2 separate regions of the Homo sapiens genome follow, and region 1 is linked to region 2. The links are chromatin loops, found by intact Hi-C in ENCODE. Cell type or tissue: heart right ventricle. All regions are shown on one strand. Links, peaks and the distances in the headings refer to the core of each region. The heading gives the core; the rest is flanking DNA.

What was found. Peaks named below come from ENCODE experiments on the same cell type or tissue, not always from the same donor. Only the 100,000 strongest peaks of a DNase experiment are listed, where the experiment ranks them.
Region 1: a loop joins it to region 2, with 9 times the contacts of the local background. A loop is called at or near these places in 14 of 110 quality-filtered maps.

Annotation. Positions count from the first base shown.
Region 1 is chr12:55,187,269-55,191,670 of GRCh38, forward strand. No RefSeq gene overlaps it. Among named protein-coding and RNA genes, the nearest start is that of OR10A7, 32 kb to the right of the region's middle. In heart right ventricle, for the core only: CTCF peaks have their summits at 1,874 (motif pointing right) and 2,074; no DNase peak of the experiment used is centred there.
Region 2 is chr12:55,654,440-55,658,841 of GRCh38, forward strand. It overlaps the pseudogene PSMB3P1. Among named protein-coding and RNA genes, the nearest start is that of OR10P1, 20 kb to the left of the region's middle. RefSeq lists enhancers at 1,885-1,964, 2,054-4,402, 2,085-2,214. In heart right ventricle, for the core only: a CTCF peak has its summit at 2,104 (motif pointing left); DNase peaks (open chromatin) are centred at 1,792 and 2,132; H3K27ac peaks cover 1,436 bases.

The DNA of each region.
Region 1 (4,402 bases), core at 105-4,104, 470 kb before region 2:
CACAGAGGTGGGGGTAGTTTTATTAAGTGAGAAATCATGTTTTAAATTTTAAAGCTATCTCTTAAAGTGGGTAGATACTCTTGGTGTCGTTTTTAGTTAAATAAAATAATTTTAGTCTTGATAATAAGTATCAGATGATTATGGGACAGAAATTAATTATTCTTAAAGAAGTGTTTAATTATAATTGTCTGAATTATAGAATTCATGCATATAAATAATCCCCCAAAAGACTGGAAACCATATTCTACCTAAAGATAGGAAATGACAACCAGGTGAAAATAAAAAACCCTGCGATTTAAATTTTAGGTGCTCTCTTAAGTACCTTAAGTGTTTAATACCTTCAAATGCAAAAGATTCTGTGTTATGTCATAGATGCGTCTTAAATAATCTAACAAATAATTCAAAATGAATACTATCTGTATGCATTCTAAATCAGTAACCAATTAGAATTCACTTAAATAGCTTCATCAGTGCAGAGTCTTATATTTTTGAAGGCAGTTTATTTCATTTTCAAAAAACTCTGCTTCTTAGAAAATTTTCCTCACATTGAGCAGCGAGGTACTTTCATGTTGCTTCCTCCCATTGTTTTTTGTTATACTCTATGTATCCTTGAGAATAAATCAAACCTCTTGATACATCTGTTAACCGTGTAATGGCAATGACTTCAGTCTTCTTGTATAACATTCAACTTTCATAATGACTTCAGTTACATCTTATCTGTCATGGCTGAATATGACAATACTGGCCACCCTTATGAATGTACTCTACCATATTATCTGGGCCTTTCAAATGAAGCAATACCTAGAATTTAACACAATATTCATTCATTCATTTATTTTACAAGTACTTATTTAGTATGGTTTAGGTCCTTCTTTAAGGATGGGGATATAACCAATAGGCCTTTTGGACTGAACACTGTGGAAATCACTGATGGACATGAGAAAAGCTGATTCTCCTCTCAAGCAGTTTGTGTTATTGGGGAGAGAGATGCCAAAGAGTTATAAATTCTATGGACAAAAATAGAGTTAGACGACAGAAAATGAGTCATATTTGACATGTTCTTCATCTGGTATACACACACAACTGAGCAAAGGAAGGAATAATTCTATTTCTTTGTATAAATTTTAAATTGCTTAAACAAATGTAATACTGTTAATAAAATTGCATTTGTCACATTATACTGAAAGCTAAAATGTCACAAAGTGTCAGGTTTTTTTTAAAGTTTAAAAATGTTCAGACATGAGATCATATGGATACATGGTGGGGAACACCACACACTGGGGTCTGTTGGGAGGGCATGAGGAGGGATAGCATCAGGAAGAATAGCTAATGGATGCTAGGCTTAATACCTAGGTGATGGGTTGATCTGTGAAGCAAACCACCATGGCACACGTTTACCTGTTTTTAATCAGTAACTAAAAATTCTGCCAAACAAATGGGTGACTTGTTTATCTTGTAATATATGAATACTATTTGTTGAATTAATTTGTATTATTTTTGAATTATTCTTAAAAGATGTATGTATTAATATATGACGTTTGATTAAATAATAAAATTAATAAAATTTATTTTCATTCATGAAATTTGTAGGGGAAATCACAGAACAATGTAGTCATATGAAGATATGTCAAACTAGAAGTATAATCTATAGTAAAATTAATCTTTTCTAGAATAATAGAAAGATGGAGAAAAAAACTGTCTCTAGAACTTTAGTTAAAACGTCTTTTGAATTATTATATAGCCATTTTTAGTTACTTATTAAAAACTAACAAACCTGCATATCCTGCACATGTACCCTGGGACTTAAAATAAAAGTTGATACCAAAAAAATAAGTTCAGACATGACATATATTCACATACAATCACTATACGTTCTCTCCACCAGATGGCACTGTTAGGTAGCTTTTCATGGGCATGTCACTATCCTACACTTATGGGGATATAAGCTGCCTCTGAATTTCTTTGAATAGTAGGGTGTATCATTATATAGCAATTTCCTTCTTATAAGGCATTTATTTGGCAATTAGTAACTTAAATTGATTGTATTTTAAAAATTGAAAACGTATAATTTGGTGAAAAATGTGTGAGTGTACAAAATTCTATTTTGGGTAATCATTATTGTTACTAGATTAATCAATATTGCCAGATCAATCAATAAATAATAACAGATATTTGACACCTACTTTTAGGCGATGAAAACTGTATGCAGAAACTGAGAAGACATTATTTTTTGAATCTTTTTAAAGCAGTATTTTAAATTTTCAAAAATTAAAACATAATCACACTGCATGTATTACCACCCTAAAAATGGTATGGACGCTAATCATATGTTTTGGTTTGTGTATTTGGAAAATTTTTCTTCAGTTCAGGGAATCATATCACAAAGAGAACTTTTGCATTATATGATTTTTCCAGCCCTTTCCTTCTGTGGAAAATAGAAAAACCTCATAAAATAAAGTTAAAATCAGTAGGAATTCTGCCAAACAAATGAATGACTTGTTTATCTTGTAATATATGAATACTATTTGTTGAACTAATTTGCATTATTTTTGAATTATTCTTAAAGGGTGTATCTATTGATATATTAGATATGTTTGATTAAATAATAAAATTAATAAAATTTATTTTATTCATGAAATTTGTAGGGGAAATTACAGAACAATATAATCATATGAAGATTTATCAAACTAGAAGAATAATCTATAGTAATAATTAATCTTTTCTAGAATAATAGATGGAGTAAAAAAACCAATTCTCTAGAACTTTAGTTAAAATGGCTTTTGAATTATTATATAGCCATTTTTTAGTTACTGATTAAAAAATCCTTAACTCAGAGTGATGTAAGCAAATGATAAAACAGTAGGAGGAAGTTATTATCTCATGTCACAGAAAATTCCAGTGCATAACTAAAGCTGGGTTCACAGGCTTCTATGACATCATGACTCAAAACTTACACAGTTCTAGGTAGTATTTTCTTCCTATTGATACTACTGCAGAGTTACTCTCTTTGGTTGTGCTACAGCCTCAGAAGATCCACAGTTATATCCTCTCAGGTTCAAATCTAATGGAAAAGATAGCACTTCTATTTTCTTAAGTGAAAATTCAACTTCGTTTAAGTGGACCTGAGTCATGTATCAGACTTTGAGCCAATCTCTTCCGTGAGACCTTGGTCACATGCCTACCCCCATGTTCTCTGCTGCTAACATGTAGTTGGAGAATTGGCAAGGTGTGTTTCTTTAGTGAGAAACAAGGTGAAGGGAGAATGACTGCTAAGGAGTCGAAGATTCAAAAAGTGCCTCTCACATTAGGAGTAATAAGAATGTAGAAACAAAAGCAGAGTAAACATAAATAGAATACATTTCTTCCTTCTCCTTCTCCTTTTCCTTCTTCTTTTTGAGACAGAGTCTCACTCTGTTACCCAGGCTAAAGTGCAGTAGCGTGACCATAGCGCACTGCAACCTGGAACCTCCTGGGCTCAAGTCAAGCAATCCTCCAACCTCAGGCTCCCAAAGTGCTGGAATTATAAGCATGAGCCACTATGACTGGGTGAATAAATGTCTTTATTATAAATCAGGTTAGATGGGTGTCAAGCAAATGTACTGATTTAGTATTTTATATATTTCTAATTTTCTATCAAATTTCTGAAACTCAAAATGCATATCGATTAGTTGATTTTAGGATTGGGGTGGGGTTAGGTACAATAATACCATGTGACTGAATTAATATTCCATGTCTGTGTTTTTTAAAATACATTTATTTTAAGTTCAGGGGTACATGTGCAGGTTTGTTACATAGGTAAACGTGTGTCATGGGGGGTTTGTTGTACAGATTTCTTATTGCTCAGGTATTAAGCCTAGTATCCATTAGTTATTTTGTCTGATCCTCTCCCTCCTCCTACCCTCTACCCTCAGATAGATCCTAGTGTATATTTTTCCCCTCTATGTGTCCATTTGTTCTCATTATTTAGATCCCACTTACAAGTGAGAAGATGTGGTTTTTGGTTTTCTGTTTCTGCATTAGTTTGCTAAGGATAATGGCATCCAGCTCCATCCATGTCACTGCAAAGGACATGATGTTGTTCTTTTTTATGGTTGCATAGTATTCCAAGGCATATATGTACTGTATTTTCTTCATCCAGTCTATCACTGATGGGTATTTAGGTCGATTCCATGTCTTTGCTATTGTGAATAGTGCTGCAATGAACACACACATGCATGTGTCTTTATAATAGAATGATTTATATTCCTTTGGGTATATGCCCAGTAATGGAATTGCAGGATTGAGTGGTATTTCTGTCTTTAGGTCTTTGAGGAATCACCACAATGTCTTCCACAATGGTTGAACTAATTTACACTCTCACCAACACTGAGAGTGTAAAAGCATTCCTTTTTCTCCACAACCT
Region 2 (4,402 bases), core at 194-4,193:
ACATTTAAACAAAATGATAGAATGTTTTATTTTGATTTTTTTAAGAAAGGATATATACATATATATATATTTGTTTGTTTTGTTTTGTTTTTTTAAGTGGGCTCTGGGAACAGGGTTAGTCCATTAGGGCCTTCAGTGTCCTGGTGGTGATTTTGTCCTTCTCAGTGATGTGGACAATGACTCCCATGCCTGACACGGCATCCCGGTCCACAGCATTCAGCATGGCTTGGAAGATGGTTTCAAACAGCTGTTCTGGATCCATGTTGCACTCCCAGAGGGACTCGCACATTTCATATATTTGTTCTGCACAGGTGCCACTGACCATAAAGTCTTCAGTCACCATGGGTCAGCCAATGAGCTCTAGAGAGCAAATAAAGGGCTTAAAGGTCTTCAGGTCCAACCCAGCAATGACTGGCTCAGTATAGTAGGGGCCAAACGTTTCTCAGACAAGAGGCCTTGGCCACCATGCTCATAGGGTATAAGATTTGACTGCCGACCTTCCTTCAACTCACACAGGTTCAGCCGGAACTTGAGGCACTGGACAACTGTCTCGATGTCAGTGACGAGCCGGGCCAGATGGATATACAGCCGGTCACCCATGGGAAAGATCTGGAAGTCCGTGGTAACCATTTGGGCCTGGATCCCGAAGCGCCTGTCTGCAGCTATAGCCAAACAGCTCTTCTCCTTCATGGCCATGACGGCCCCTCGGTTATGGGACATAATAAACATAATTGTGGTATACTAGCAACCCTCCATCACCAGCGCAATTCCGGTAAACTGGGTCTAGCCTTCCCTTATTTTGACATTTTTAACGCCTATTTTTAACCAATTGTGCCTACTTTACGCCTTTAGAAATGTTTTATCAATAGTTTTATTTTGTAGTCCGCGTGTGGTGGCTCACGCCTGTAATCCCAGCACTTTGAGAGGCCTAGGTGGGAGGACGGCTTGAGCCCAGGAGTTCAAAACCAGCCTGAGCGCCGGGCGCGGTGGCTCACGCCTGTAATCCCAGCGCTTTGGGAGGCTAAGGCAGGCGGATCACGAGGTCAGGAGATTGAGACCATCCTGGCTAACACGGTGAAACCCCGTCTCTACTAAATATACGAAAAAAAAAATTCGCCGGGCGTGGTGGCGGGCTCCTGTAGTCCTAGCTCCTCGGGAGGCTGAGGCAGGAGAATGGTGTGAACCTGGGAGGTGAAGCTTGCAGTGAGCCGAGATCGCGCCACTGCACTCCAGCCTGGGCGACAGAGCGAGACTCCGTCTCGGAAAAAAAAAAAAAAAAAAAAAAAAAAAACAGCTGAGCAACATAGGGAACCCCGCCCCCCACCCGCCGCCGTCTCTACAAAAAAATACAAAAATTAGCTGGGTCGAGTGGCGGCACCTATGGTCCCAGCTACTCGGGAGGCTGAGATGAGAGAATCGCTTGAACCCAGGAGGTGGACGTTGCAGTGAGCTGAGATCGCGCCACTGCACTCCAGCCCATGCGACAGAGCCAGACACTGCCTCAAAAAAAAAAAAAGGAACTTGATCAATAGTGAATATTTCCCAATTGTCAATGCCCTTTTTTTTTTTTTTTTTTTTTGAGACAAAATCTCACTCTGTCTCCAGGCTGGAGTGCAGTGGCGTGATCTCCACTCACTGCAGCCTCCGCCTCCCGGATTCAAGCAATTCTCCTATTCTCCTGCCTCAGCCTCCTGAGTAGCTGGGACTACAGGTGCGCGTCACCACGCCCAGCTAATTTTTGTTATTTTAGTAGGGACAGGGTTTCACCATGTTGGCCAGGATGGTCTCAGACTCCTGACCTCGTGATCCGCCCGCCTTGGCCTGCCAAAGTGCTGGGATTACAGGCGTGAGCCGCCGCGCCCGGCCGTTAGTGCACATTTTTTAAATGCATGCGTGGTAGAAAGGCTACAAGCAGAACACAGAGTGCTAAGTACTTACATTGTTTCCAGCTTTCTGATGTTCAAAATTTCTGAAATTTCTGGTTAAGGTGAGTCAAAAATAAAAATAAGAAGGAGTAGAGTCTGAAAAATGGACCAAAAATTGAAGTTTTGTTTGCTTTTCCCAAAAATCTGCTGTTCTGGAGCCGGTTCAAATGGGGTCATATCGCCCCCGTGTGGTAAATCTCTGAACAGCCATGTTCAACAAGGCGTCCCCCGTCCCTGAGCTGCCTGGGAGACGGTAAAGGCGGTCTTGAACATCTTCTACTGGTCCAAACCCTTCATTCTGCACAGGAGGACGATGAAGTCGAGAAGAACTCATTTAGTTTACCCAAGATCAATTAGTGAATTAATGACTGAGCTAAGACCAGTAATAATATATATCATGTATGGGACACGGCACTGTTACATAAATCACCACCTGATACAAAGTTTAAATAATCCCACTCTGCTGATGAGGAAACTGGGGTGAGAGAAATGAAGTTCCTTGTTCGAGGTCACACAGCCCTACAGCAACAGAGCCAGACCCAAACTTAGTCTATCTGCCCCCTAAGCCAGTGGAACTAGACACTATAAACCCAGCCTCCAAACACAATGCCCACCCCACCTGTCTCTGTAACGTGTCTGCATCTGGGTCACAGAAAGAAGATGCCTTGGAGACACCTGCTCTTATTCCATCATGTGGCAGAAGAGGAAACAAAGGCAGAGAAGAATATGGTTTATCCACAGTCACTAAGGGTCAGAGCTGGGGCTTGATCCCATGACTCCAGGATGCTGGTGTAATGCTGTCTCTAGGACTGTTCCACCAGCCCATCTACTGCAAGTCTATGTGTGGATGTGTGCCTTGTGTTGAATGTGTCAAGGTCCGTGTGAGTGTGTGTGTGTGTGTGTGCATGCGCAGGACAATCCTACCCACAGAAAGAGTAGCCGGGAAAGCCCAGAGTAATCCCCACCAGTAAAGGTAGCTTTTCCAATCAGCACCTGTTCCACAGCAGAGCCATGAAGTCAGAGACAGGGATCAAAGTTTAGGGGAAGGAAGGGGCCATTGGTGATGTAAGGTACCACAACTGGGCCCCTGAGAGACTGAGGGTGCTTCCATGGGTGCAAGATCCCAGAGACTTACTTCACTGAAGTCCAGAGTGCAAAGCTCAGAGGGTCAAATAGGCCACCATGGGATCAGACATTGTACGAATAGGAAGAGTTTAAGCCACAAGCCTGCCTTCCCCAAGACAGAAGCCTCTTCCATGCTCCTGCCTCAGCAGCAGAACTCAGTGTCTCTACAGGGATCCTGGGGGAGGAACAGGCACATTGAGATAGGGGACAAAGATGGTGCAAGAAGTGGCCCTGGCAGGAGAGTGTCAAGCATGGCCAGAGATAGGGGCAGAATTTCCCTGATGCTCCCATGGCAGGGGCTCCCTAAGTGCCAATGAGCTCAAGCCACAGTACCTAAGGGCAAGGTGTGAGGCAGCACAGGACAGAGGCCACAGGTCCTGTGCAAATGTATACCCGTGCACAAGACAGTCCACTCTCACTCCAGATGGGACATCCTCCAAATGGAGAAGGAAGGAATGAAGGAAGTCAAGGTGAGGGAAAATGAACTGAAGAATAACATGAACATAAGAGAAAGGAGACCATGACCACAGAGGTCTACAAAGAAAAAACAACAAGAAAGGGGATCAGTGGCTGTTGGCCAACCCACAAAGTTAGAAGGTGAAACTGGCCTCAAGTTGTAGCTGAAGACATTGCAATTAGACCCAAGAAATTAGAATTGCAGTGGTCTCTTCCCTAGAGATCATGAAAACATATGAGGGAACAGAGCTGCTAGGAGAGGGGGCCCGAAGGTGGGCAGCACTGGGTGGTGTATTCCCACGTAAGTCTAGGGAAGCCATTTACCCTGAACCCTGCAACTTCTTGACTCTCCTGGGCCAAATTCCGGGGTCAGGGAGCGGTTATTTGTTTGGTTTTGGTTTTTTTTCTTGCAGAAAATGTGTGAGCAAAGATCTTACCTGTGCTAAGAGCTCCTGAGAGAGTACTTGAGACAGGGGACTGGGCTCTGTAAACCCCTGAGATCCTTTTCACTCTGAAAGTCTAAGCAATAAACTGTGTACATCCGAATGCAACGTAATGATTAACATGTACTTTCTCCCCACAGATGCTGGGTAAGTTTTAATTAATTCCCTGGGATCAGTCAAGTCTCTCTGTTTCCTTGAGGCCTGCTCCCCAGCTCCACAGCACCCAGTGCCTCTGCCACAGTCATTACCTGCTCCAAATAGGACCATCTCCATGAAGCACAACTGTAATCACAGCCATAATAATTCCACAATTATTTTTGTCCCTCAACATTTAAAAAAAGAAAAGATTTGCAGCCTAGCAATGAATAGAGCACTTGTGCAATTTCATTGCATCATCTCATTTGGCACTCACATCAACCCCAGAGATAAACCTAGCAGGTATTCATTAATACT